Linked DNA regions of Homo sapiens: region 1 is linked to region 2. Evidence: read pairs that join two places in POLR2A ChIA-PET (ENCODE). Cell type or tissue: PC-9. All regions are shown on one strand. Links, peaks and the distances in the headings refer to the core of each region. The heading gives the core; the rest is flanking DNA. Region 1 overlaps GMDS (GDP-mannose 4,6-dehydratase). Region 2 has its middle 38 kb from the start of LINC02521.

What was found. Peaks named below come from ENCODE experiments on the same cell type or tissue, not always from the same donor. Only the 100,000 strongest peaks of a DNase experiment are listed, where the experiment ranks them.
Region 1: POLR2A ChIA-PET joins it to region 2 with 5 read pairs; 2 of 35 experiments call an interaction of 5 or more read pairs at or near these places.

What each region holds. Positions count from the first base shown.
Region 1 is chr6:1,635,075-1,649,952 of GRCh38, forward strand. All of the region lies in intron 9 of GMDS (GDP-mannose 4,6-dehydratase), which reads right to left. Among named protein-coding and RNA genes, the nearest start is that of FOXC1, 33 kb to the left of the region's middle. RefSeq lists enhancers at 1,502-2,033, 8,823-9,770. In PC-9, for the core only: no CTCF peak of the experiment used is centred there; a DNase peak (open chromatin) is centred at 6,477; H3K4me3 peaks cover 304 bases; H3K27ac peaks cover 1,253 bases.
Region 2 is chr6:2,588,899-2,603,776 of GRCh38, forward strand. No RefSeq gene overlaps it. Among named protein-coding and RNA genes, the nearest start is that of LINC02521, 38 kb to the right of the region's middle. In PC-9, for the core only: no CTCF peak of the experiment used is centred there; no DNase peak of the experiment used is centred there.

The sequences.
Region 1 (14,878 bases), core at 2,469-10,468, 950 kb before region 2:
TCATCTCCTTTTTCACGATTTCAAGATTAGAGAACAGGGACTCTTCCAAAAGATTACTTCTAGAGAATCACCTGTGATCTCTCATATCATTCCATGGAGCACGCCTTCTTGTTTTGATCCTGATTTGAGGCCAAAGCCTCTCTGCTGAGCAAGTCTGCTTAGCTCTGGGAAAGGGGCTCCGTTTCACATGTCCTGGCTATGCTCCTGTGAAAGGCAGGCTGAGGGGAAACAGCTTGTCTTCTTCCGTGACCCTGGTCCACGGGACAGGCGAGGAAAGGGTTAAGGCAAGCTGTGTCCACTGCGCAACCAACATGGCCCACTTTCATCCTCCGGCTGCAGCAGGAGGAAGTCCGAGAGGGGGCCTTTCACATGACATCATAAAAGCCTGATTTATCGCCGGCCACCAAACATCTAGAAAATCATAACATCCTTTCAGGAAAATGCAGTGGAAAATAATCAGGCTGACTTTGATGGGAGCTTTGGTGGGGACTCCGAGGGCGACACTGTGCGGCGACCCTTGGCAGGTGCTTTGTTTGCCGTCGGGGCCAGCCTCACTGACAAGGCTGAGGGTCTGTGCTGTGCAAAGCCCACCGGGGGGTGTGGCCCTCAAGTCTGCAGATGCAAACGAGAGCCTGGTTCATACTCTGCCAACTTGCCTAAAATGATACTGCGGTGGATGTGAAGGCGCTTTGGAAAAGACAGCTCTATCCAAATGTGAGAAATTACTGATTACAGCCTTGTACATAACCCACAGCCACTCCAGGCAAGCAGGGCCCAGCCTCGGCACCTCCAGCACTGCGTCTGGGAGCTGCTCTTCTCTGCTCTCAGCTGGGGCTATCTTTAGGACACTACTGTTTGGTTAGAGCCCTTTCCTCACAAGGCACTTTTCCTACGTCGCATTTCCAGAGTAACCTGCCACCGTGGCAGCCCTCCTCATCACAAAGAGGACTAGGAGACGACAGAAAAGAGACATTCCCAGAATGTCAGCGGAAATAGAAATAAAGGGATGAGATCCGCGTGCCACGAGGAATCTGTTCCAGGAATGTCTGCATCTCTTCGGTGCTTCTCTTGCTCAGTAATTTGATGAAACCACCAGCAGGAACCTCTTCTTTGATGTGCACAACATGCTCTCCAAATAAACACAGGAAAGAGGGACAAGGGTGGCCTAGAGTGTGGGATAGTTCTAGAAATCTGGCCACATCAATTCTAAAAAGCCTGTTGGCGTAGAAAGTAGGCCCATCTTTGCAAAGTAATGCCCACTCTGAAGGTCTTGGGATTCCTGAGTTTGGAGAAGACAGACAATATAAAGATTGAGCCAGGGCTGACAAAGGGCTAGCCTGAGGCTGAAGTTGGGCAAAAATCAACCCTTGGACTCAATTCAAAGTTACTTTCACTTCATTTAACTGTTATACAAGGAAGCGTGCAGCATGAAGATCACTCACAAGATGATCAAGAGACTCATGTGAGAACACAGCCACCAACACCTCTCTGGCCGTCCTGAAGGTGCCTGGAAGGTTGGTGCTGATGCGGCCCCCATGGAGGAACGGGCTCCCATGGAGGGATGAGCCCCCAGGATGGAGAGCTCAGGGCCTAGCCTGACACCATGAGCCTAGGATTGGGGGCACTGGCTGCCACACAGGCAGCCCTTACCACGCTACGGTTATGTCCTTGCAAGTTTGATTCTTACCCGTACCAGTGGGCCCCGGAAGGTCTGCCCATGCCTCACCTGCCCAAGGTTCTGTGCAGGAATGGGAATGGCGTGGAAGGCAGCAGGGAGGAGAGGTGAGGCCTAGGCCTGGCCCTGTAGCACAAGCTCTGAACCTGGGCTTGCCTCACCTGCACACGGGGGATCGCTGGGACCGGAAGAACTCTAACGGCCCCTCTCCAAGCTACTGCTTGCCATTCTGCCAGGCCTGCTGGTGCTCGCATAACACCTTGAGACTGCTTCTTGCCTTGGGGACCCCGCACTGTGCCTCCTAGCCCAGCGCCAGGCATGGCTCCAGGCAGCTGTGGCAGCAGAGTGGTAGGACTGAAGGTGTCCCAGCTGGGCTCCATCTGGCTCGTTGTCTGCACTGAGTCTGAGTCAAGCCAGGTGTCTGGGGGAGCTGGGTGACTCAGCAGATTGTCAGGTGGCAAAGGGTGGAGAGGCCTCCCTTGGCCCTGGTCTCCCTGCACCTCTGCCCAGTAAGGCCTTTCCAGGCATCTCTCCAGGCCCAGGAGCCCCGCAGCTGGGCATGTGCTTCCCGGCCGGCCCCGCAGACAGCACTTGTGAGGAGGCAGGTGGCCTGGAGGGCAGAGGTCTGACTCAGTTCTGGTGTGCTGAACAAGGCCCCGAGGAAACTACTGCTTCAAACTCTCCCCCGTGAAGGCACGGCTGGACTTCCGGGGAGCTGTCACCTGTGCCAAGTCAGGCTCTCTGGGTGCTTATGCTCTCTCGTGGCTATAAAGCGGACACTTGTGGCACCTTATTGCCCTGGGTGGAGCAGGTCACTGAAGCACTTGCATCACACATAAATAATGGCACAAGGGGAAGCACGTTCCGCACCAGCACAGATCATAACCAAATGCCTGACCTACTGCAGACTGTTGTGGGGACAGAGGCCTCCATGCAGAAGGCTCCCAAGGGGAGTTCCCTCTGCAGTGGGCCAGTCAGTCCCTGCACTGGCTGTTCAGAATGGGTTTTTTACCAGTTTAGACAAGGGTTCCCCGAGGGCCCTTAGACCAGCAGCAACATGCCCCCTGTCCTTCAGCCTTCTAACAGTCCTACGAGGTAGGCAAGGAAACGGCGGTGCTGGTAAGTGGGTAACTTGCCGTGTGCCACTCGAGGTGGATCCTGGATTCAAACCCAGGCTTATCTGACTCCAAAGACTAGGTTACTAGCCCATTAACCTAGACCACCTCCCCTGAGGGTCTTCTCTCTTTAGTTATGTGTGCTGACACTTGGTAACAATAAATGCAAAGCCATGCGTTCACCACCAGGTAGAGGCTGAGGTGTGTAAAGAAAGCATTTGCCAACAACACGGACAGAAGAGAGAGAATGTGCTTCTGCGCTACAGGGGTCCAGATTAGATTAGAGCAGAGACAGGAATGGAACCTAAGAGTTAGAAACAAAGGTGGGGGGCATGAGAGACACCAGGCAGAAATGAGCATGGTCTCTTCATGTCAAAGCCCCACACTAAAAAAGCCTGATGCCGCCCTGGGTTTAGAGCAAAACAAAAATTCCACTGCTTTTCTCCAGCTGGAGATGAATGGTTTCACAGAGGGAACCCTGGCTGAAGAAAAAGCATCTTTGATTTGGTTAATTAACGTAGCTTTCTCGAAAACACTGATCAGCTCCTCGAGTGCCAGCAGGATGGCCATGATCCTGAACTTTATACTTATGAGCAGCTTAAACACAGGCCACTGGCTGTGTGCCCATGGATTCATTCTATGCCCCACCCCCCCAACCCCCGACACTATGAGGCCGTGAGACTCCCAGACTTCCTCAGGCAGGACTGGGCTCTGGGGGGCATTATTCAAGGAAGTATTGCCTTTGAGGATGGCAAGGAACACTCAGAGCCACCTGACATGGGAACTCTGGGGTTTGGGATACTACCAAGGGACCTTTGCTTGGTATCTGTTCCCTTCAGAGCACTCTTTTCTATGAAAGGAACCCAAGTCACAGAATTAGAAAGAACTCTCTGGGTCTTATTAATGCTACCACCATGACTACTAACAGAAACACAAATATTCCTTAGGGTGTGGAGACTGAGGGAGACCATGTTTTCAGGTCAATGGGACCTGCATGAGTAGAGTGAGTCTGGAGGTACATAAAGACTTTATCTACAACTACTTAGCTCATGAGTCTGGATAGTGAGAGTGCAGAAAGAAAGAGACACCTTGAAATCTTCTTATTCCATCCTGGCCAACATTCGTTCATACATGCAGTCAGCCCAGAAGCTCAAGGTCAGTGATGGAGACTGACATAGATGGTGATCTCCGACAGGTACCTGTGTCTGCGGCAGGCAACAAGGGCAGGCTAGCAGATAAGGAGGTGGGTGCCTGTGGATACGGGGAGAGGGCTCAGGCTTGAAGAGGAGCAGGAGCGGAGGAGAGAGGGCTGTGTGGTGGCCTCCACAACGCACCATGTTAAGGATGCCACTGAGGCACTTGCAGAAACAGATACTGGGTGACGTGCCTAGCATTTTCCCACTGGGGGAAGTGGAAGGATTAAGCTACCTTCACAGTGGGACGCAGGAGGCGCTCACAGGCCAGTGAAGTGAGGGCTCTTGGGAAATACTTCCCAGAGAAGATATTCCCTGAGCTGGGTTGTGAGGAACGAGCAGAAGGTAGGGAGACGAAGTGCAAGGCTAACAGTCCAGATGCAGACAGCTGTTCAAGGACCCAGTGGTGTTAGAGAACCTCCCAGAACTGCCCCGTTTAGTACGGCTGGGGGCCAAGTGGAACTCTCTCGTTTGCTGAATGTGGACCCCCCAGGTGCAAAGCAGTCATCGCCAGCTGAGCATGAGCTTTGGAGTCAGATCCAAGCTGAGGCCGGGCACGGTGGCTCATGCCTGTAATCCCAGCACCTGGGAGGCCAAGGCAGGTGGATTGCTTGAGCTCACAAGTTCGAGATTAGCCTGGGCAATATGGTGAAAGCCCATCTCTACAAAAACCAGCCGGGTGTGGTGGTGCATGCCTGTAGGCTCAGCTACTTGGGAAGCTGAGGTAGGAGGATGGCTTGAGTCCGGGAGACAGAGGCTGCAGTGAGCCAAGATCATACCACTGCACTCCAGCCTGGGTGATAGAGCCAGACCTTGTCTCAAAACAAAACAAAACAAAATGAAAACACAGATCCAAGCTGAATTCCAGTTCTGCCACTTACTTCCTGGATGCCCTGAACCTCACTGGGCCTAGGTTCCATGATGTATAAGCCTGTTGAATGATATCGACCAATGCTAAAGATCAGAGATAAAATCAGTGCCTGATGTTGGGTAAGTGCCCGACAGACAGCAGCTCCTGCCACTGCACAGTCAGTGACGGCTCTACTGGGGCCCAGGGGATGCAGTTAGACCCCAGAAGGATGTACCAGTCCATGGCACCAGCTCGGCAGCACTGTTGCCCAAGGCTCCCCCACATCACTCTTCAGTTCTAGCAATCTGCTGCCCTCCTCATGCAGTTGGTTCCCGACAGCCTGGAATATGCTTCCTCTTCTTCACTGAAACTGTGCCCGTGGAGAAGCACATGGGATTTAGGGTCACAGAGACTTAGGTTGACACTAGATTCACCACGTTTGAGGTGGCTTGGTGTCCTCATCCTCAGGCATGCCACACCTGCAGGTGTGTTATGCACCTGTCACGGGGTAAGGCCTTCCACGTATGCTCGCTCTCCTCCTGCCTCAGGTCCCTCTTTAAGTGTTGGCCACTCCCCAGCCTTGAACCTCCCTGACCTCTCTGCTGAGCGGCTCTCTGAGGCTATCCCATGCCCGTGGAACATGCTGGATGTGGCTGTGCCTTCTAGGTGCCCGTTTTGGAGAGAATACATTTCTTATAAACAGCAGGGCAGGCTGTCTCAGGTGTGGTTCCAGAGCACATGGAATGTGCCCTTGCATCCCCACAGCGCAGGCCCAGGGCTGCCGACACAGCAGCCAACCAGACACACGGGGAGCTCATGTTCTACTGTGGGGGCACTGTCAGTAAACAGGCAATCAAGGAAACAATCAGGTGGTTACAAGGCCTCTGATAAAAAGAAAATTGGGTAATGGGGGGGGTCACGAATGCCAACACGGTACTGTTTAGGCAGAGTTATGATTGACAGTGGGGGCTGCCCTGGGTAAAGCTTGAGGTGGAGGGAGCAGGCTGGGCTAGGGCCCTGAAGGGCCGGCTGGTTAGAAACCCTGAAGTCCAGAGTGACCCCATGGGGCTGGGGTCAGGGAAGCTGTTACAGGTGGCGTTGGCTCCACAGCTGTGAGAATTATTTCTGGCTTCCTCAGGAAAGATCCCTGTATATATTTCTTCCTCTGGGTGCTCATTAGACCCTTTGCCTGCAGATGGTCTTAGGAGTTCCCTTGGGGAAACTGGTGGCTACTCACATGCTGGAGATTGGACTGGACTCATTTTGGGACATCCTGAGACATGCTGTCATTCAGGGGCTTCTGGGGCTCAGTGAGGTCCTCATCCATTCCTGTGCACCCTGGAGGTCCTGAAGGATGTAATTCAGGGGCTAGTCTTGTGTTCCTCAGGGACAATCTATGTCACTGTCACGTTAGTGAAGATAAATGGAGAGAAATATGCCCTGCCAGCTGGTGGCACTCAGAAAGTGCCATGGAGCAGCACAGCCTGCGTCTCAGAATGGACAGGAAAAAAGCTTTATCTTCTTCCTGTCAAAGGAGGGAAATACCTTGTGGAAGGTCAGGGTGCCGTGCACCTGGCAAGTGCCTGCCTGACCCCAGCCTGTGGCAGAACCTGAAGGGCCACTGCGATCTTTATCAGGTGACTCAGTGCTTAGCACTGGGGAAGGGCGGAGCATGGAGCAGGCACAGAAGGTCCCGTGGAGAGGCCCTGAGCAGCCCAGACAGGAGCGCTCCATTCTGCTGCTCAAGGCATTACCTCCAGCAGTCAGGCGCGTACAGCTCGCGTCTCTCGGATGATTTCTCTCTCTCTCTCTCTCTCTCTCTCTCTTTTCTATCCCTCTTCTCTCTCCCTTTCCTTCTTCAGGATTTAATTAATTGAAAGTCAGGTTTTTAAATATTGGTCAGCCTCCTGTTGGATATTTGGGGTCTGCCCTGGGGCTCCCCCACGCATCTCTCTGACTTACCTTCATGAAAGGTGAAGCGGAAATACCCCAACAACTCGGCACACTTCTTTTGTCCCAAACAGTGGAAGCACACTAGGAAGTTCTCAGAACCCCGAAGAAGGCCCTCGTTTCACCTGCTCCTTCAGGATGCCCCTGTCCTTTCCTACTGGCCCCTGGCTCAGAAAGATCGCCCTGCGTAGCACTCTCCTTTTCATCCTGTCCTCGCTCACTTGGAACCCTGCTCTTCAGAAACTAAGGGGAGCGCAGCAAGCCTCAATTCTCTTGAAATCTGGGCAGTTTCCATCTTTTTTTTTTTTTTTTTTTTTTTTTAAGAAAAAAATAGAGTCTCACTCTATCGCCCAGGCTGGAGTGCAGTGGTGTGATCTCGGCTCACTGCAACCTCCACCTCCCAGGTTCAAGAGATTCTCCTGCCTCAGGTTCCCAAGCAGCTGGGACTACAGGAATGTGCCACCACGCCCGGCTAATATTTTTGTGTCTTTAGTAGAGACAGGGTTTCACCATGTTGGTCAGGCTAGTCTCAAACTCCTGACCTCAAATGATCGGCCCACCTCGGCCTCCCAAAATGCTGGGATTACAGGCGTGAGCCACCACACCCGGCCAGTTTCCGTCTTTAAACCTACCCCAAAGGTTCTATAACTGTTGCTCAGATTTGTCTGAAAATTTTGGTTTTGTCAGGGAGAAAATAAATTTCTCCTTCAAAATCTCCACCTTCCCCCTAAGGTGAAGGTCAACCTGGTCTTTGTCCTCTAGGTTGGAGAACGGGGTTCCATGGTGACCATCGTCCTGAGTCCTTATGCATAACAGACGTGGAGTAATATTTTGACTTTATAAAGCCTGCTTCATGATGGCTTCTTGTGTCTTTGTGAATAGCACAGGTGGGCAGCTGTGCTGGTCCCATGTGGGCGACAGGCAAGCTGGGCCTGGACGGTCTGTCTCTCCAAGTCCAACAGGAAGATCAGGATGGGCCTCGGATCTCTGCTCCTAAAGCCGGGCCCCACGAAGCCCCTTCCCTTTACTCCTTATGGAGTCCCCTTCCTCACTGAGTTTTTTCCCCTATTTTAAAATAGCTCTTCACAGAGAATCTTTGGGGGCTTTTAAACAGCCCTGGTCTTAGCAGAGTTAACACAACCACATCATGAGGGATCTGCTGACGAGGGGGGCATCCTGCAGAGCCGGTCCATACTTCCTTTTATTTTCTTATCCTGAGTCTCTTCCCCTGAGTCTCCCCAGAGAAACTGGTGATTCTCAACACATCCTGTGGAGTTTGTGAAAAGTGGAGCTTGGTGAGGTCCTCAGCCAGGTGAGATGTGCCGGAATCTCCAAGGGTGCCCTCATAGAAGGTGTCTGAGGATTGATTCACCAGACCAGACAAGTGTGGGGGGCAGGGACAGCATCTCACTCAGCTTGGTGTCCCTGAGACCCAGCCCATTTGGCAGGACACACAGGCATTGTAAGGAAATGCAATTTCCTTACGCCTTCCTGAAAACGAACCCTGACTGCCCACGGGGCAGCTGAGCCCCCGAGGCTCTGTTGCTGCAACTGTGCTCATCTCCAGGTGGCTGTCAAGGTGCTCATGCCTTCCTCGGCTCCCATGGCATAAATGAGGCAAGGAGAGCCTTCGAGAGTCCTTTTAGTAGAGTAGGATGTGGTTACCAGGGCCTTAGGCAGTTGTGGGGATGCTGGTCAAAGGATACACACCTATAGCTAGGTGGGGACAGCGGAAGTTCAGAATCAGCAGATGCATAGAGACAGGGGTGGAGAGGTGACCACCTGGGCCACGGTGGGGGGGACACTGGGGACTGCTAATGGTTATGGAGTTTTTGCCTCCGGTGATGAAAATGCCCTAGAGTTGATTGTGGTGATGGCTGCACACTGAGCAGACTAAAACCCATTGATCATATACTTTAAGTGGGTGAACTGTATGATGTGTGAATTATACCTCAATAAAATTGTTTAAAAATTAAAAAAAGTTGAAAGTCTCTTCCCAGCTCCCCTCCCCTCTAAAAAAAAAGTCCTTTTAAAAACCCTGAGAGGAAACAAAGGAGCAAAGCACCCTGCAGGTGGGCCCTCTCTAGAGGCCAAGCCTGACTCCTCAGCTGACAAGGCTCCCAGGGCGGACGGCCCTTACCCAGCCCCCGTTGTCCCCAGACACCTCCCCTCTGAGCCCCAGGGCCCAGCGCTGTGACTGACATTGCCCCGTGTCCTCGGCCTGCTCTTCTGGCAAGGAACCCCCGGTCTGAGGTAGGTCAGCACGGCACCTCAGCCTGCAGATACTAGTAGCCTGCAGCCACCAGTATGAGGATCCACTCTTCCTCCAGGGACCCACGCGGGGAGGGCCCTCCACCGCCAGGGGAGACCCCTGATTCCACCCGAGCGAACGTGTGAACGATAGCGGATGGCACTGCAGCTGTGACTAGGGCCTGTCAGGTGGACTGCAGATTGCCACCTGGAAGCCCTCTGCTGGGCATCCAAACCTGCCCTCAACACAGCCAGAGCCTTCCTGCCTTCCTGTTGGCGTCTCACCATTGCCATAAATAGGCTGCATATGAGCCGCTAGGCTGCACTCCCCACAGGCTCAAAACTTTGCTGCTGCCTGCACTTTGCTCCTGCCTTTCTCACCACCTTGCACTTTTTCCTCCCTTCCCAAGTTCCCCAGCTGAAATTCTCTCCACTTTAGAAGACCAAATTTGTGCTCTAAGTCAGCCAACATTTCTCAGCATCTCCTGTCGGGAGGAGCCAGGTACCGTCCCACAGGGAGCTGCTCTAATCCCTGCTGCCCGCCCAGGAAGGAGATCCCAAGGTCCCTGATTTATGGCGAAGAGGAGGGACTGTGAGGTTTTCTGGTGACCACAGAGCCAGGGTTCACGGCCACCCCCACTGCCGTTTCTTGCACCTGTACTGTGAGCCTTGCACCCACTGCAAGCTCTGACAGCTTTGGCTCTCAGGGCCTGGCCAGCACCTACATTCTGCAGATGAGGAAGCTGAGGCTTAGTGAGTAACTTGCCCAGAGTCACGAGGTTAGGAAGTGGGGTGTATCAGGATGAGATTCAGACTCTGGTCCTTTTTTTTTTTTTTTTTTTAAACGAGACGGAGTCTTGCTTTGTCGCCCAGCCTGGAGTGCAGTGGCGTGATCCTGGCTCACTGCAACCTCCACCTCCCAGGTTCAAGCGATTCTCTTGCCTCAGCCTCATGAGTAGCTGGGATTACAGGCATGTGCCACCACGCCCAGCTAATTTTTGTATTTTTAGTAGAGACGGCGTTTCACCATGCTGGTCAGGCTGGTCTCGAACTCCTGACCTCGTAATTCACCCACCTCGGCCTCCCAAAGTGCTGGGATTACAGGCATGAGCCACCGCGCCCAGCCTGCTTGATTCTTATACCCTGTCATCCAGCACACTTCCTTCCCCAAACTGAATGCAAGCCCCCCATGGGCAGAGAATCTATGGTGCCCATTTTCAGTCACCCGTGCTGTGCCTAGCATAGCTTCCTGCACCCATCAGCGCTAAAATATCCCACGGATGCTGTCTTGATGGCAGAAGGCACTTTTCAATCACTGTGCAAATGGCGCCTTCTACCCCCATGATGGCATGTGCACGGCATGCTCGAGTGCCCGGGGACGCTCACCCTGTCCTCCTGGAGGTCCGGAGCCCTCGCCTGGTGTTCCCTGTGCTGTCCTTGCCTTGCCTCACTTGCTCTTTTCCTCCCACTCTCCGGGTCCAACCTTGGCTTTAGTGTCTCTGCTTTCTGCAGGCTCTCCTGGGGCGGGCCCCTTTCTGCAGACAACTTCAACTATGGCCTCTATGTGAGGACATCACTCTATCTTCAGCCTTTGCCTTTCTCCTGGATTCCAGGGCTGCATTCTTCTTTCCAGCCTGACAACTGCAGCCAGTGCCCATGGCCACCGCAGCGTCACCCTGTCTACAGCAAGCATCTCCTGTGAGAAGTCTCCACATGCAACTTCGCTTCTCTCTAGCACAGTGTCCCTCTCATTTCTCTGAGGACTTGTTAACAATCTGTGGTTATTTTGCCAATCCACCCACTACCCTGTCGTCTGCCTCCCTAGAACATCAGTGCTGAGTGCACTATATGGACCTCTGTCTTCAGGACCTGGCACTGTGCCTGGCACGCAGAGGCACTCGATCGGTATTTGCAGAATGCCTCAAGGGATGTTTAAAACTGAAGTCAATGTATCTCCCCCCAACTAAATGCAATTGTTCTTTTCCTGTTGCACTGTTACCATTCCTCTCACTCACTCCCATCCTTGAGATTTAAAATCTTAGCCACCTTTAGCTCCTTCTTCTCTATTTTGCCACTTCCAGTACCTCTGGCACCCAGGCTTTCCTTGCACCTCTTCTGCATCACTGCTGTGGCCCAAGCCCTCAGTTCCCGTGTCCTTGGAGGATGACAGCATCCTCCCGCTTCACAGACCAGCCCTCCCCTGCTCTGGGGTCCGTGCTCATTCCACCTAGGGCTTTTCTGTGACAGTCCCTTAGTCAGGACCCTCCATTACTTGCCAAATAAAAGCCAAACTCTCACCCTGACCTCCAATATCTGACCACTGTGTTTTGAGACAGGGTCTGGCTCTGTCACCTAGGCTGGAGTGCAGTGGCACGATCATGGCTCACTGCAGCCTCCCAAGCAGCCGGGACTACAGGTTCATGCCACGGCACGTAGCTAAATTGTGTTATGTTTTTTTTAGAGATGGATTTTTGCCATGTTGCCCGGGCTGGTCTCAAACTCCTGGGCTCAAGCAATCCACCCACTTTGGCCTCCCAAAGTGCTGAAATTACAGTCATGAGCCACTATGCCCAGCCCAGTATCTTTCAATATGATCCCAACCTCCTTTTCCAGGTTTATTTCCCATTTTTTTCCACCTATATCCTGCATTCAGGAAAAGTCAGATTAACCAGGAATCAGGCATAGGCTGAAGACTCCCCACTTCTGCACATTTAGAAAACTCCCTGAAGAGGAATTCATTGAATGCCTGGGTCCTGGGCACCCCATGTGGTGGGGGGTGGGGTGGGGAGGTTAGTTCAAAAGCCAGGTCAGAGGGGGCCTACTGGGCTCACTCAGTCTCTTACAAAAAGACCACCTTGATGGCTCCTGTGGGCACGGGTGGTAGCCAGGCCTCTTGCCCCTTCCTTGCCCTGGCTAGGGAGGAAGGATGGCGGAAAGGGCTGGACTGCTTTGCATAAAGGTGACAAGGGCTGCTCAGGGCAGCTGGGCAGGTGCAGAGGGAGAAGAACTCCATCCCCTCCCAGAGGAACCAGTGTTCTGCAAGAAACAATGACCAGGAAGCTTCGAGAACAGGCCTGTCCACGATGTGGCTTTAAAGTGGTTTCTTAACCAAGACATAACCCCTCCGCTGAACACCTGCAGTTATAGAACATCTTATTTGCTGTGGAACGTAGGAAATGGAGGCTGCAGGGCATTCGGAGTTTCACTGGAGCCAGGTGATTCTCAGAGCTACTGGGGAGACATGGGGTTTCCTGCTGGATGGGAACAGGAATTTAAGCAGCTTCTCCCCACCCCCAAATCCTAAAAAAAGAGTGTCCCCAGCAGGCTGAAGGGTCTGGAAGCTGATACCTGGGATACTGAAATAAGAATTAATACCTTCAGCTATACCAGAGGATATGGTCACTCTCTCAAGAGATATATTTTGAGTACTCACTACAGGCAAATAGGTACTAGACTCTGAACAGGGTGGCTAATGAACAAGGTCAAGGGGACACAGACACATATGCCAGTAACTGCCATGTAGTGTGACAAGACACTGACTTAGTTCCTGGGCACAGTGGAAGGAAAGTAGGAAAGGGTGTGAGTCCTCACTCTTGTGTGGAACGGAATGCTCTGGAGAGAAGGAGTCATCTGGGCTGAGTCCTGAGGAATCTCGGACACATTCTCAGGCCGGAGTGGGGGAAGGACAAGCCCTTCCTTCCTCCTGGAATGTCCTTCTCAGCATCCGGACCTACCGACACTGTACTGATCCCTCCAGTGCCAGCCGAATGCCACCTCCTCTCAGAGTACAACGATGCTAGCGGTCTGGTCTTCCCTTGAACCACAGCTGTTCTCATCTCAGGGACCAGCACAGTTCCCACATCCCTGATGCTCGGGTGCTCTGTACCTGCAGGGGCTTCTCGACGGTAAAGGAACTCGGTCTTGTTCATTAGCCACCCTGTTCAGAGCCCATACCTATTTGCCTATAGTGAGGACTCAAAATATATCTCTTGAGAGAGTGAGGACATCCTCGCCTAAAGCTCTTTCTCCTGATTAGATGGAATAGGCCTGGGGCTCTGTAATTTGGGCAATGGCTTATCATATCCTCTCTCCTCAGGATCTCCTCACTATTACTCTTCAGAAGTGACAATATAAACAGTGTGGTTGTTCTGTGTGGCAGATAGCAGTGGAAGTTACGCTGGATACATTTCATGTTTCCAATATATCTGGACATTTCAGGTTCTACCTTGGTCGGAAGGAAACCTTTCTCTCCAGCGTCATGCTTTCTGATGTAGCTGCCCACTTATTTGAAGCTGCCTATGATCTGTACTCAGTAACACAAGAGACTCTAAAGATTATTTTACATCACCACTAAGGGCAGCTCCATAAAGTATGGCTTAATTTCACAACTAGCCTCACAATGCTACTGTAATTTATGTGGGGAAAACTTAGAACAAGTATCAATAGCAAGGAATCATTTTGAACACGTAAAGAATATGCGATGAAGTCTTCCTCTGCACACAAAAAAGCATGGCTCTTGCCTCCTTCTTTGCAAAGAGAACTGTCAGATCCGTTAGTTTCATAATACTTTAATCATACATTGTCTAGCTAATTACCACTCCCAAATAATGAAACGTAACTTTCAACGATTTAGAATGCCACAGTTTTTTGTAAAATAGCTCCGTTTTACTGGTCTAAGTTTAAACTATTACGGCGATCACTGGCCTGCTGCCTCCCTGTTTGATTTCTCCACTAGCTGTCCCAGAGATCTTGCTGATAAAAGATCTAAAACATACAGTCTTCCGAGAGCTCTTATTTGACTTTTTTGCTCCACATTTCCAGATATAATGGTTCTCAAGGCAACACTATACAGAATCAGAGAGAGAACATGAGCTTACGTTTAAGGCAGTCATTCACATTTACACACATATAATTACAACTCTTATTTTTAAAAAGTGTAAATTTATGACACTGTCCTTCAAATATTATTCATACATCAGGTTTTGGGTTATGCTGCAAATCACTTGCCAGTAAGTCTAGGGTTCATGGGGCAGGAATGACACGTTAACCCTGTCTAGCCACTGGGGGTCCTGGTTTGGAATAATACTGTGATGTACTGTCAGGAAGTAAGCTTGGGTACTAGGAAGACATTAGCCGATTACTCTTTTGGGGTTTTATACAGTCTTGCTGTGATTCACCTCAACCCGTGTTTCAAGTGTATGTCATTAACTCTTCACAGACAGGAAAACTCAGTCTCAGAGGTCAATGACTTGCCTTTAGTTCAAATTGAGGTCAGAATATCTGATAATTTCCCAACTCTAAATTTAACTCATGATACTTATGCCATGAACATTAAAACTGACTGTACACTGTGCATCCAGCCTATTTCAGGACACATTTAATAATACACTTTAATTTTGCTCATAATACGCCATTAAAGCAAGAGTCCTAGAGGAATTGAAATCTGCTATCTTTGCACCTTGTAACATGAAGGCACGTTATCCAAGGCACAGATGCACTAGATCCAAATGCTCCTGCCCTAATTACTGCATCTTTATGTGCAGGCCAAAGGGCATCTTTTTCCCTTTGCTACATTCCAACTCATTCTCAAACACAAGGCCAATGACCCCAGGTTCTTTCCAAACTGTCTCTTCTTTAGTTTTAAAGAAAGTTTATTGCCTCCTTCTCCAATCAAGACATTTTTACTGCACTTCGAAGACACCCCTTAGATATCATGCTCCTGACAGCTCTGCAGGAAAACAGTTTTAGGTGACTTGTCACTTTATGAGGGTGGCCAGTGCCTGGCTTCACAGTTTTCTAAATCCCTCTGTCAAGAGAGGCCTTGAAAGAGCAGACTGGAACTTTC
Region 2 (14,878 bases), core at 2,688-10,687:
TCTGCATGGAGTCCTGGAATGTGAATTATCTATGGGTCTCTCAGCTGTGGATACCAGCGCCTGTTCTGGTGGAGGTGGCAGAGGGTGCATTGGACTCTGTAAGGGTCCTTCGGTTTGGTGGTTTAATGCTCTATTTTTGTGCTGGTTGGCCTCTTACCAGGAGGTGATGCTTTCCAGAAAGCATCAGCTGTAGTAGTGTGGAGAGGGACCAGTGGTGGGAGGGGCCCTAGAACTCCCAAGATTATATGTCCTTTGTCTTCCCCTACCAGGGTGGATAGGGAAGGACCATCAGGTGTGGGCGGAGCTAGGCGTGTCTGAGCTCAGCCTCTCCTTGGGCAGGTCTTGCTGCGGCTGCTGTGGTGGGTGAGGGTGAGAGTCCAGGGTCACTGGAGTTGTGTACCTAGAAGGATTAAGGCTGCCTCTGTTGAGTCATGCAGGTTGTCAGGGAGGTGGGGGAAAGCTGGCAGTCACAGGTTTCATCCAGCTCCCACGCAAACCAAAAAGCCAGTCTCACTCCCACCGTGCTCCCCAACAGCCCTGAGTCTGTTTTTAGGTGGAGGGTGAGACGGGCTTGAAAACTTGCCTGAGGCTACCTGCCTCCCAGCTGTGAGAGAGAAGGGCTTTCATTTATGCCCCATCCCCCCACCCCCACTGTGAAGTCTGCATGCCTGATTCGCGCCCTCCCCTGAATTCTGGCCAGGAGGCTTCTTGTTCTCTTCAAATTGTTACAAAGTTCAGCTAGAGAATTCCTTCTCCTTGTAGAGTGTTACCCCCTGCCCCTCAGGCCACCTTCCTGCTGGATCCCTGTGGTGCCAGGCAGGAATGGGCTGCTAGGGGACCCAAAGAGCTCCCAGGGCCTTTCTGCTGCTTTCTCTACCCCTGTGTTTTGCTGGGCTCTCTAACTTGACTCAGCTCCAGGTAAAGTCAGAAACTTCTCCCACAAACAGATCTTCAGCTTCTCCAGTGGGGGAGAGGGGGGAGTGTTTGGAAGAGGGGGGTTTCCCTTTCCCACTTCTGCAGTTGGGGCATTCACAGTATTTGGGGTGTCTCCTGGGTCCTGCAGGAGGAATCCACTTCCTTCAGAGGGTCTGTGGATCCTCTTAGTTTTGCTGGTTTGTTCTTGCAGTGGATCTAAAGCTCAGATTCACAGTGCGAGACTCTGCATGCTGCTCTCTCCGGAGATGCAATCTAATCCTGCCTCCCGTCCACCATGATCCCAGGCATTTTTTCATATATTTATTGGACGTTTGCATGTTGTCTTTTGAGAAATGTCTGTTCAGACCTCTCTCCATTTTTGATGGGACTGTTTGTTTTTTGCTGTTGAAATGTTTCACTTCCTTACATATTTTGCATATTAATTCCCTGTCAGATGAATAGTTTGTATCATCTGTGGGTTGTCTTTCCACTCTGTTGAGTGTTTCCTTTGCTGTACAGAAGCTTTTCAGTTTGATGTAATCTCAGTTGTTTATTTTTGCTTTGATTGCCTGTGCTTTTGAGGCCTTATTCATAAAATCTTTTCCCAAACCAACGTCCTGAAGAATTTCTCTTATGTTTTCTTCCAGTAGTTTTAGTTTCAGATCTTACATTTAGATCTTTGATCCATTTTGAGCTGGTTTTTGTATAATGTGAGAGATAGGGGTCTGGCTTCATTCTTCTGCATGTAAATTGTAGTCTACACTGGAGGGACAATGGTGCTGTTGCTGCATGTAAGCCTGGCTTTCTTGGTAAAACTTTCCAAAGTCTTACTGTTTGGCAAACCTGCAAGATTTATATTAGATAGGCTTGAGACCTAGGCACATCTGTGAGCTTAAAAGAAAACAGTCTTTCTCTTGTGCCAGAGAACTAAGCTCAGAAAGTCAATAGCAAAGTCTTGGTTATCAGCAGGACTGTAATCTGTGCTTTATCTAACTTTAATTCTGGGCTAACTTCTGGCCACTCTCTCCATCTTTCAGCCAGAAAGCACCGAGGGAATGAAGCCCAGTTTTACAATTTATCTAATCAAAATATAATTGAGAAGGTAAACCTGCAAAAGACAAAAATTAAAACAACTCAAAACAAAAATCAATCCCTTTTACTCCCCATGCACAATGCCTGTGGAGCCAAATATCAAAGCCTTTCAGATGATTTGTTCTACTCCTATGCATGTGGAGAATTGACTGTACAATGTTTTAAAACTACAGTCTCCAGACCATTGCTGGTGACCATAAAGCTATGCTTTTCCCTGGGTCTGAGGAGAGCACGGGTTGCTAACTTGCCAGACTTTTATTGCCATAGCCCAGCCATGTGCTACCAAGGCTGGAGCCAACAAGGGTGTCTGAAAAATGTGCAAAAGTGCATGCTCGTTGACTGCCTGGCACACGCTTTGCATAAAGTAGAGGAACAAGACATTTTCCTGCCAGAATCAAGCCCCAGTTAATGGAAATTGGGGGAAAAATTTCTGATGCTCCTTTTGACTCTGCCAAGGTGAGATGCTGTTGCTGGTCATTCTGCTTTCAACGCAAGTGCATTCTTGATCCTAAGGTCTTGGAGCAATCTGGCTCTCAATAATTAAATATCTATTAATAAAAGTCAACAGGACATAACACATCACGATATATAATATAATTTAAAATATAATATATGAAGTTATTACATAGCAATACCTAATATTACATAGCATGTACTATTGCTGCTTATACCAATTTTCACAAATGAAGTAGAATATAATGATATAATATATAATGTTATGTACATGATATATTTTCATATATTATGCATATACAAATTATGATATATATCACATGATTATTATATAACATGCAATTACATTATATATCAAATAATATATAATTATTATATAACATACTATTACATTATATATTATATAATGGATATTATTGTATTACTACGGCTGTTGCTGCTGACTGACAGAGCTCAGCTGTCAACCCTCTCCAGGAATTGCTCTTGGCTGAAGACAGCTACCTCACTCAAGCTTCCTGCCATTTTCCTAGGGACAGCTTGTGTCCAAATGACTAGTTGTTATGGAGTGTTCAGGCTTGGTCCCCTTATCCCAATTTGGGGCAACTCCACAGAACACCCCAGCTTTCCTGTGGGCTGCCTGTGGGGTGAGCTGAGAGCTTCATCTTCCACCCAGCCCTGCTCCCTTCCTTCCTTCATAGGTGGTCTGCCCAGCAGCACTCTCTAAGGAGTTTCTGAGAGCTTCTTTTATGAAGGCCCACGTCCTGGGCACCTGATCAGCAGCTGTTAGTCTCAGGATTGTCTGGGGAAGCAATACCAAGTGGGGTCCCAGTGCTGCACCCCTGCCACTGGCAGTGGGAGCCCCATCACTAGTTGTAGGTTGGCTCTGGAGCAGAGTGGCAGTGGTGAAACTCAGACTGGAGGAGGCAGGGATGTCACAGTGATGGAAAGAAGGTACCAAAGGGCTCACTGTATCAAGTGTTGGAGGAATATGGAGGAACTAAAAAATTATAAGGGCAGTGGAATGGAAAGACTATTGCTAGAGGTGGCAGGTTCTTCAGAAAACAAGACGAAAGGCCGTGGAAGATCACACAGCTGTGAATGGCTGGGCCTGAGAGCCAAAGGCCGCCTTGGTAAAATAGGAGACACTTCCATGTGCTGCAGCCAAAGGGCGACAGAGGTGAGAGCCAGGCTCAGGACTCAACATCAGAAACACCAGAGAAAGCTGAACTCTCAACCTAGGCCGGGCTGCTAAGCCAGGGTCAGGGACCCGCCTGGGGAGGAGTGGGACTCTAAGTCCTAGGATGGGGACATTTGGGAAGAGGCACTTGGAAGTTTTGAATCTCCAGGTTCCTTTGAACCCTCTGGCTGCCAGAAGCAACCCACTTCCCCCTGTTTGAGGTGTGCACCTTCCCCTTGTGCAGTCGGTGCAGAGGCCTCTCCTCATGAGACAGTGCAGGCCTGCTCTGGATCTGTCCTGAGTCCCTCTCTGCACCTGGACCACTCACTGGGGTTAAGTCACAGCCTAATCTGGCTGGAGGTGTGCTGGTCTTGGGGAGCAGGTTAGGGCCTATTCTGAGGACAGCTGCAGGACCCAGCCAGTGTGAGCTGGCAGGGATTGGGAGAGTATAGATGGGACTGGATGCTGAGAAGGCTGGAGCCAAAGTTGGCTGAGGAGGACTGTATGGATACACAGGAATGCTTCCTGATTCAAGACTTGACCCTGGAGATGGTGCTGCACACCAGTGATGGTCCACGTCAAGTGAGGTGGAAAGACCCAAACTTCCACAGCTCATGGTAGAAGAAAGGATCACAGCCTCAGGAAATGGGCCTGCTAGACTAGCCACATTAGGCAAGGCCAGAAAACCCACCCGATGACCACGTTCTGCAGGAGGGACTTGAGGAGTCTCTGTTTAGGATAGCATTGAGGAATGCCACAGTGAGGGCACCAGCCTCCCGGAGAAGCTCGGTGGCAGCCCTCCTATCAGGCCAGGGATAACCCCGGCAGGGCTGTCACAGAACCAGGTTCCCTGATGACACTGGTGAGGAGGCCGCTGGAACAGCAGAGGTCAGGTGAGAGGGCTTCAGCATCAGTTATCCTAGGGAGTGGCAAGACTGGAGGCAGCCAGAGGCCTGCCCTGTAGACAGCTACTGTGGTAACAGAGGCTAGATCCCTGAGGCAAGAAGGCTGAGCAGCCAGCAAGAGCACTGATTGCTCAAATCAGAACAACAGACATCAAGGGTGGATAAGCAAGAGGCTGAGGACAGCCATCCCCATAAAAAGTCAAGATCTGGCTGGGCACAGTGGCTCATGCCTGTAATGCCAGCACTTTGGAAGGCTGAGGCAGGAGGATTGCTTGAGGTCAGGGGTTCAAGACCAGCCTGGGCAACATACTAAAACCCAATCTCTACAAAAAATGTTAAAAATTAGCCCAGTGAGGTGGCACACACCTGTAGTTCCAGCTATTTGGGAGGCTGAAGTGGGAGGATTGCTTGAGCCCAGGAGTTTGAGGCTGCAGTGAGCCATGATTGCAACACTGCTCTCCAGCCTGGGCAACAGAGTGAACAGAGTGAGACCCTGATTCAAAAAAAAAAAAAAAAAAAAAAAAAAAAAGCCCAGGCACAGTGACTCACGCCTGTAATCCTAGCACTTTGGGAGGCCAAGGCAGGCAGATCACTTGAGGTCAGGAGTTCGAGACCAGCCTAGCCAAAATGGTGAAACCCTGTCTCTACTAAAAATACAAAAGTTAGCCGGGCATGGTGGTGGGTGCCTGTAATTCCAGCTACTCAGGAGGCTGAGGCAGGAGAATCGCTTGAACCCAGGAGGCAGAGGTTGTGGTGAGCCGAGATCACACCATTGCACTCCAGCCTGGGAGACAGGGTGAGTCTCCATCTCAGAAAAAAAGAGAGTGTCAAGATCCCCTTGCCTGCTTTCTAGTCTTGCACTCATTGACTGAAGTAGGGCCAGGCCAATGGGATGAAAACCTACAGCACCATGACAAGTGTGTATAATCATTTCCTGTCCTTCTGTAAAGGGAGCTATGGCTGTTCACTCAGACAACTGAACACTGGGGAAATGGGAATGCCCAACTATTTTGAGGATGATTGTACAGAAGACCCAAATTGATGTTAATACCCAGGGATCCCGAATGTCATTATGTCCCCACTGCTACCTTGATGGAGCAGGGCATGTAGAGGCCAGTTAATAAGTGGAGTCCTGGCACAGGTCTGGGCTACAGGAGTCCACAGGACCCACAGACCCACCCCGTAGTCATCTTCGCTGTCCCTGGGTGTATAATTGGCATGGACATATTTCATAACTGGCACAACTCTCATGTTGGTTCATGGGCCTGTGGATCGGCTATCAGGGCAGGAAAAGCCAAGCTGAACCCTCAGAAACTGCCCATCCCCAGTGAAAGGAGCAAGTCAGAAACAGTATTGCATTTGGGAGGATGGCAGAGATGAGTGCCACCCTTCAAAACCTAAAGGACTTGGAATTAATAGTCCTCTATCAAATCTCCATGTCACCCACCAGTCACTCCCCAGAAGAACAAGACAGGTCTTGGAAGACAGCAGTGAACAACTGCAAACTCTGCCAAGGCACTCCCCAAGTGCAGCTGCAGTGCCAGATGTGGCATCTTGCAGAAGCAGATTAACAATACAGCCATTGATCCTCTTTTCTATGCCTAAAGGATTAGAAACAATACACATTCCTTTGGATCAGACAAGATTGCACACGTACGGTTCTGCCACAGAGCCATGATGTCTCTTCTATCCTCTATGATCATATAGCCTGGGGAGGCCTGGACATTGGACACCTGCAGAAACTCACACTGGCCCACTGTGCTGATGACTGCTTGCTAATTAGAGCAGATAGGCAAGATATGGCAAGTATGTTGGATGCTATAGTAAGACCCATGCACTCTATGAGGTGGGAGATAAATTCCATGATAATTTAGAGGCCACCACATCAATAAAAGTTATAAGATCCAGCAGTCTGGGAATGCCAGGACATCCCTCCAAAGTTAAAGACACATTACTGCTTCTTACACCTCCCGCCATGAAGGAGGCATAGCACCTGAGAAGCCATGGAGACAACATCCTTCATACCTAGCCATATAGTATTATGGTATTTCCTAGGACTGCTGTAACCAATCACCACAAACGGGGGGCTTAAAGCAACAGACACCTGCTCTCCCATGGTTGTGGAGGCCAGAAGTCTAAAATCAAGGTGTTGGCAAGGCCATGGTCTCTCCAAATGCTCTAGGGAAGGATCCTTCCGTTCAGCTTCTAGAGGCTCCTGGCATTTCTTGGTTTGTAGAAGCAGCACTCCAATCTCTGCCCCCATCTTCATGTGACCTTTCCCTTGTGTATTTCTGTATGTTTCAGATCTCCCTTTCCCATCTTCATGTGACCTTTTCCTTGTGTATTTCTATATGTTTCAGGTCTCCCTTTCCTTTTTCTTATAAAGGCATTTGTCATTATATTAGGACCCACCCTACATCCAGAATGATCTCATCTCAAGATTCATAATTTAATGACATCTGTAAAGACTATTTTAGGGTCACATTCACAGGTACTAGAGGTTAGGACTTGGATACCTCTTTTGCATGGAGCGGACAGTTTAATCCATTATACCAAGAAAAGCAAAGGGATGTCAGCTTTGAGTGGAGTGAGATCAAGATGTGGAACAAGGAAGTGTCACTTAGCCATACAACCTTGCAGACTCTGTGGTATGGGGGTATCTGTGGGGAAAGATGCTACATAGAATATATGACAAGCCCCAGTAGGAGAATTCCAACATAGTCCCAAGGGCTTTAGACCAGGGCCGTGCCACCCGAAGAGGAGAATTATACACGTCATGGAAAACAACTCCCAGTAAGCTAGGAGACCCTGGTAGAGTGCCAAAGTTGTGTCACCAAGTGACCCTAAAGCCAGAACTGCCCATCATAGCTAAGTTCTCTCAGATCCCCCCAGGTTGTAAGGTTGGATGGGCCCAGCCAAGTCATCCATCATAACATGAGAGTGTGCAAGGCTGGAGGCATGGGGGAGCCACTTGGGCAGGTGCCCAGACCCCAGGCCGCCCACTGGGTGGCAGCAGTGCCTCTCCCTCAAGCACCTCTAGACCCTTATGGGGAGGGGTCCTTCCTGGCCAGCTCAAGAAGGAGGAGCAATGCTGAGATATGATCACACAGTGCATGAGTGTGAGCCAGAAATGAACTCCAGCTGCTCTACAGGGCTCTACAGCCCCTCTCAGGGCTGGCATCGAGAGACGGTGCCACTAGGTGAGCCACCAAGGCCAGCAAAGGTGCCCGGTGAGCATGGGGAATCCTGGAATGGGGAACACCTGTTGTTGCTTTCCCACCCTTTGCAGTGGCTGGGGCTGTGGTTTGTCCTTTTACACATTTCCCCCCAGGAAATCAAGCCCACCAGGCTCATGGAAATGCTGCCTTCAGATGTCTGGGAAGAAGTAAGGCCCAGCCATGCAAGGCTTGCCCTTGGCTGATGACATTCAGGGCTGGTGGTCCTTTGTTGTGGAGGGCCAGCTGTGCATTGGAGGGTGCTCAGCAGCCTCTCAGGCCTCTACCCACTGGAAGCCCTCCCCAAGTCATGACAACCCAAAATGCCCACAGACATTGCCAAATGTCCCCAGGAAGCAGAATCACCCCGGCTGAGAACCACTGCACCAGGCTGGAGGGCCGCCTTGCTGGGAAGCACACCTCCTTCCTGCCAACCTGCCTCTGGTCACTGAGCCCCAGCCACCCCGAGGGCCCTGCCAGCCTGCATGGGGGCCCAGGCACTCTTTGTGTGACTGCATCACCCAACCTGTACCTTGGCCAATGCTTGAGGACTCCCTGAGGATTCTCATACACAAACCCCCATGTCAGAGTCAGCCTCCTGAGAACTCTGGAAGCGTTGCTCATCTTCCCCTCTTCCAGAATCGGCCTTAACTGAAATAACCAAGTTTGTCCTTGCTCATCTTCATGAGTTTATTCAGTAACAACTTTTAACAATCACTGTGTGTTTGCTGTCCACACGGTGCTGAGCCCGGGACACAACAAAGACAAGACGGACTTAGGTCCAGGGCCGGCTGCTTGATTTGCAGGGCCCTTAAAAAATTGCTAAGAATTTAAAGACAGGCTTATTTCAAGAATTTCATGGTGGCTCATGCCTGTAATCCCAGCACTTTGGAAGGCTGAGGCAGGTGCATCACCTGAGGTCAGGAGTTTGAGACCAGCCTGGTCAATATGGTGAAACCCTATCTCTACTAAAAATACAAAAATCAGCCAGGTGTGGTGGCAGATGCCTGTAATCTCAGCTACTCAGAAGGCTGAGGCAGGAGAATCACTTGAACCTGGGAGGTGGAGATTGCAGTGAGCCAAGATAGCGCCACTGCACTCCAGCCTGGGTGACAGAGCGACACTCCACCTCAAAAAAAAAAAAAAAAAAAAAAAAATTCAAGACAGCAACAGCAGAGCATTAAATCCAGTGAGGGTCCCTTCAGGGACCCTGTGCGGCTGCACAGATTCTTTGCCCATGATGCCAGCCTGCATAGGTCATGTTTTCATGAGACAAGTATTAAACCATTAATTACACACACAACTGTTTTATTGCAACTGTGAGAAGTGTTATGTTGGAGAGATGCAGGCTCCATGTAAGCCAGTGAGAGAGTTACACCCTTATGGGTGGGAGGGGTTGTGGGAGAGAGAGGGATTAGGGGCCACGGAGACCACAGCCCCTCACCCCAATTCCTCATCACCTGACCTGCCTGCCTGACAATTGGCAAGCAGTGTTTTTTTATTTGAGACCACTCAGTCTCTCCAGTCAAAGAAAATGGACCACAGACATATGGCTTCCTCTAGATGCTATACCGCACTTCCTCCACGTAGAAACAGCTCCGGGGGAAAAAAATCATTAAAAGAAAAAAAAATGCTGTTAAAATAAAGTGAATGGAAACATAAGGAGGTCCTTTACTGCTTTAAGAAAATAAAGCCAGATCCAAAATATTCTGAGACACACATTAGAGAATTAGAGGGGATCAAAAAGTCCACACAAGGGCCAGTTATACGTCAGGTTCGGAGACTGATTTAATTCTACACTTAGAGCAAGGAGACCACAGTTCTATTCTCAGTACTCTCTTCTAATTCTGAGAAAGTCACTTCACCTTTCTGTTCTTTGTCTGAATATGAACAAAAAAAAGTGGGTCTGTCATTTTGGATTTCATGAGCATTATAATATTAGGATGATTCTTTGAGGACGCTTTGAACTAACTCTTGTGGAAGCACAAACACTGTATTTATTCAAAGAGAAGGCAACCTAAGTTTAGTGTCCACTGCCCAGCCACACACAGCCACAGGTTGTGTGTGTGTGTGTGTGTGTGTGTGTGTGTGTGTGTGTGTGTGCGCGCGCTGGGGGTCACCGGACCTTCCTCAGTGCCCATGCGCTCCCTTTGGGCAGGGCCTATCTGAGCCAAGTGCTGGGGAGAGGAGCTAGCTTTTGGTGGCCTCTGTGTCTGAAGGCCTCGTCCATGGGTAGGATTGGTCCTGACATTTATTTTTGTTTTCTCTTAAGTGGAAATATTTTAAGCCATTCTTTTGTCCTGGTGATCATTTTTACTTGTCTTACAGACCTGGGCAGCCACACAGGCACACAGCAGCAATGGTGGCATGGGTGACATGACCGCAACAGGAGTGGCGCCGTGTGTGGCTGACTGCAGGGCCCCCTGCAGGTGGGCCTGCCCCTCACTGCTCCTGCCCTGTGTCCAACGCCAGCACTGTTCAACCTCCCCACGCTCATGGTCACACCCATCTCTTCTGTGTGTGGTGCATGAGGCAACAAAGTCATGGGAGATTGGGGAGAACTATGAAAAGGAAGGTTCTTTGATGGTTCAGTGACACAAAATAACTTTGCAGGGTTGAGAGGATCACAGTTCCATGTTAGTCAGAAAGGGTGGGAATAAGCTTCCGGGAGACTGAACTCACTAATATCATAAGCAAAAGTGTGTGCACATACAATGGATGGGTGTATGGGTTTCTTCTGAGGACAGAGTATTTAATATTTACCAAATTTTACCCCAGAAATGCCCAAACACTTCTTCTGCAGCATCTCTATTGAGTGGCCTTGCAAACAAGAAATAATTGCCTCTTGTGGGGCCTCCTACATTAGTCAGGGTGTTCTGGAGAAGCAGAACGGATAGGATTGCTTGCTCTCTCTCTCTCTCTCTCTCTGTGTCTAATCTATCTATCCATTGAGAAAGAAATTTTATTTTAAGGAATTGGCTCACACAGTTGTGGGGCCCTGCAAGTCTGAAGTTTGTCAGGCAGGCAGGCTGGCAATTCAGTTAGGAGATTGATGTTGCAGCGGTCAGACTGAATTCCTTCCAGAAACCTCAGCCTTTCCTCCTAAGTCCTTCAGCTGATTGGATAATGCCCACCCACATCATGGAGGGTCATCTGCTTTCCTCAGTCTACTGATTCAAATCTTAATCACGTCTAACAGATGCCTTCACAGCAACATTTAGACTGGTATTGACCAAACAACTGGGTACTACGGCCTGGCCGAGTTGACACATGTAATTCACCATTGTACTACCCCATCTTGGGAAAGCTCTAGATGTCCTTAACTGCAATGAATAATTCCTATAATGACACCACCAGTTGACAGTTGGAAATGCTCTTTAATTAGCTCATGGTTCTCATGCTTACCCAAGGTCATGGCGTCCTTTCTTATATGGCCACATCCCAGCAAAGTCAGCAGTCACTTCTGGTGAATGATTTGATGAGCACGAAAAGGCAACATCCACCCCAACTCCCCCCAAAATATTTCTCCTTTTCTCTTCCAGAAACCTTAACATACTACATCACTCACTTTGGGGGTTAAATTGTGAACCGCAGAAGTCTAAGCTGGTGGACATTGCTCCGGCAACGTGAGGGAGTAGGTGAAGCTGATTTTTTCAGAGCCAGTGGTAGTCATTGGTGCTGTTGCTCTCACTTCCAGTGCAGAGCAGGTTTGTGCCTCACCCTCTGTGAGTTAACTATGGCCACAGGCCTGCTTTGGCAATGGAGGTGAGGATGTGGTGTGTGTTGCTTCTGGGCAGAAGCTGTGAGTGTCAGGCCACTATTCTTTACATCCTGTCCATGGCCAATGATAACTGTAGGAGCCTCGTCTGCCTGGGACCCTGGGGGACTTTGATGAGCACAGCCTGTCTGTAATCCAGATAAGACATGGAGCGTGAGTGAGAAATTGTGCTTGTTACTGCAGCATACCCTGGGCCAACCTGGCTACACCAAGCTGTGTGTGGCTTTCACAGCATACACCTCCCCATCTTCATTGTGAGCAATCGAGACACAGGGCTGAGCTACTAGAACCCTCTGGCTCCTTAGGTTTCTCAGCACCACAGGGTTGCATCTCACTGAGGCCTGGAGAGATGTCTTACCTTCTTCCCTCATTCTTCTTCATGTTAGCCATGTCCTCTATTGCTTTGGTCTGAAGGTTTGCATCCCCCAGGATTCACCTGTTGAAATCCTAGCCTCCCAGGTGATAGTCTTAGAAGGTGGGGCCTTTAGGAGGTGATTAGAGAGGAGCCCTCATGATGGAATTAGTGCCCTTACCAAGAGAACCCAGAGAGCTCTTTATCTCTCTTTCTGCCTTTGAGGATACAACAAGAAGATGGCCATCTGCAAACTAGAAAGAGGGCCCTCGCCAGGTACAGGATCTGTCAGCACCTCGATCTTGGACTTCCCAGCCTCTAGCACTGTGAGAAATAAATTCCTGTTGTCTATAAGCCACTCATTCTATGGTGATTTGTTACAGCAACCTGAACAGACTGAGATGTCTATGAACACAGAGGCAGAAATAAGCCTTCACATTTTGAAAATTATATTATGAAAAAGAATTATGTATAACTCTGTGGTAATAAAATGGGAAATTGAAATGCAATTGAATTGAGAAGAAAGAAATATAGAAAATTAGAACAGACCAATACCATGGAAGAAATTGAGAAAAGATGTCAAATAAATTGCTTCAAAAAGTTCTATAAACCACTTTTTTTATGCGCAAGTTCTTTTAAGCTTTTAGGGAATAATAATAATGAATAATTTAAAAACATGTAGAAATAGGAAAGTCACATCAGGTAATTTTACTGGCAGAAGGAGCAAAAAAGAAAAGAATCTATAAGTAAATCTAAACTTTGAATATCAATGCATAAACTCACGCTTAAGTAGGGTTTATTCTAGAACTTAAGGCTGATTAATGGCAGCAAATCAATCTGTGTCTCTGATCAAAGCAGATGAACACAGGATGCCCCCATTAAGGGTCTTAGCAGATAGACTGTAGGCATTTGGTAAAAGTCAACATCCTTTCAGAATGAAAACTTTCAGAAAGCCAAAACTGGATACTTCTTTAATATGATAAAGAATATTTCAAACCAACAGCCAACATCATACTTGATGGTGTCAGTTAGAGCCAATTCTATCAAAGTTAAGAAGAGGAGGCTCATGCTGACCACTCCTATTTACTGTTGTCAAGAAGCAACAGGGTGAAGACAGAGGAGTAAATATTGGTGAAGTGACAGAAAATTGTCCTCAGGGATAAGGAAATTCAGAGCTATTCACAGATACTAACAAATGAGTCGAACATTGCCTAAAATATTTTAGGACAATTAGCTCTTGTAATGAGGCATCTAGCAGCAGAGAGTTATGAAAAAGAAATATGTTGAAAATGTTAAACAGAACTGCAAAATGTTCACAATAGCTTTAAAAATGTGAACTGTCTACAAATTAAACTTATTTTAAGAGGAATATAGAAGGTATTTATTTAGAAAAAAGCCTTAAAAACTTTATTTTATGTTATTTTATGAGACTGAGTCTCACTTTGTCACCCAGGCTGGAGTGCAGCGGCGCGATCTCGGCTCACTGCAACCTCCACCTCCCAGGTTCAAGTGATTCTCCTGCCTCAGCCTCCTGAGTAGCTGGGATTACAGGCATCCACCACTGTGCCCGGGCAATTGTTGTATTTTTAGTAGAGACAGGGTTTCACCATGTTGGTCAGGCTGGTCTCGAACTCCTGACCTCAGGTGATCTGCCCACCTTGGCCTCCCAAAGTGCTGAGATTACAGACGTGAGCCACTGTGCCTGGCCAAGAACTTTATTAAGATTAAAAAAAAAAAAAGGCAATAAAATGGAAAGGCAGATCATGTTGCTGAGTGAGAAGATATAGTACATCCATGTAAATTATCCTCAAATGGAACGTAAAGTGTTAATGCAATCTCCATCACAACCCCAATATTTTCTTTAACTTTAAAAAGTGATTACAAATTTAAACTTGAGGAATAATTTGGGAGGAATAACTAAGAAAAATTAATAACAATACCTGAAAATGATGATGAGTGTATTTTTATTATTACATATTAATGTGTATTTTGCTACATAGTTAAAACAGGTTTCTGTTAATGTAAAAAGAGACAGAGCAGATTTAGAAAGATCATTCAAAAATCCAGAAACAGGCACAAGTGCATATCATTATTTAATATAAGATAACTTTGGCGCTTCGTATAAACAAGGAAAGGAAAGATTATTAAATGTACCAGGAAACCTACTTACCTATCTGGAAAAAATTAAGCTTTTTACCTTACTCCAAATATCAAAATAAATTCCAGATGGATTAAAGAGATAAAGTGTTAAAAATGAGACCTTACAAGTAGTAGAAGAAATTTAGCTAAATATTTATATAATTTGGGTGTTTGAACGGCCCTTTCTAAAAACAACATTGAAGTCGGGGATTGTAAACTAAATTACCAGTATCTCTGACTGCATGTGATAAATTCCATAAATCTCCTGAGCAAAATGAAATGTCACTTCACAAAGCAGAAAAATACCTGCCATATGTATTCCAGATACAGAACCAGCGTCCTTAAATATAAAGAGCTATTGCAAGCAGTATGTAAAAGACAGATTCTTTGGCCAACAATTCACTTCCTGAAGTTCATCCCAAGGAAATAAGCCCGGAGGTGGTCACCACAGAGCTTGCCCTTTTAAACTCCCTGTAGAGTTGATCGGAGAATCCACCTTTCCCAGGAGAGAGCTTCAGCAAGACCAGAGTGAGGGGGAGTCAGGGGTGCTGATGATGGTCTACTGGAAAGGATCTTTTGGGGGCAACATTGTACACCTCCGGTTGCTGGAGAAAAGGGGACACTGGGGAACTAAAAGAAGGCATCATGTAAATGGGGTGTCATGCTTGGAGGGATGTCAGAATCTAAGGACAAAGACTCCCACTTTGGGGGCCCAATAAAAAATGGCAACACTCAGCCAGAGTGGCATAAAAGGCTGCAAAGAATCCTTGAAACAACCTTATGACTTATGAGTAGTTAGTGTCACCTCTTTTGTTTTTGTTTTTATTTATTTGTTTATTTTTGAGACGGAGT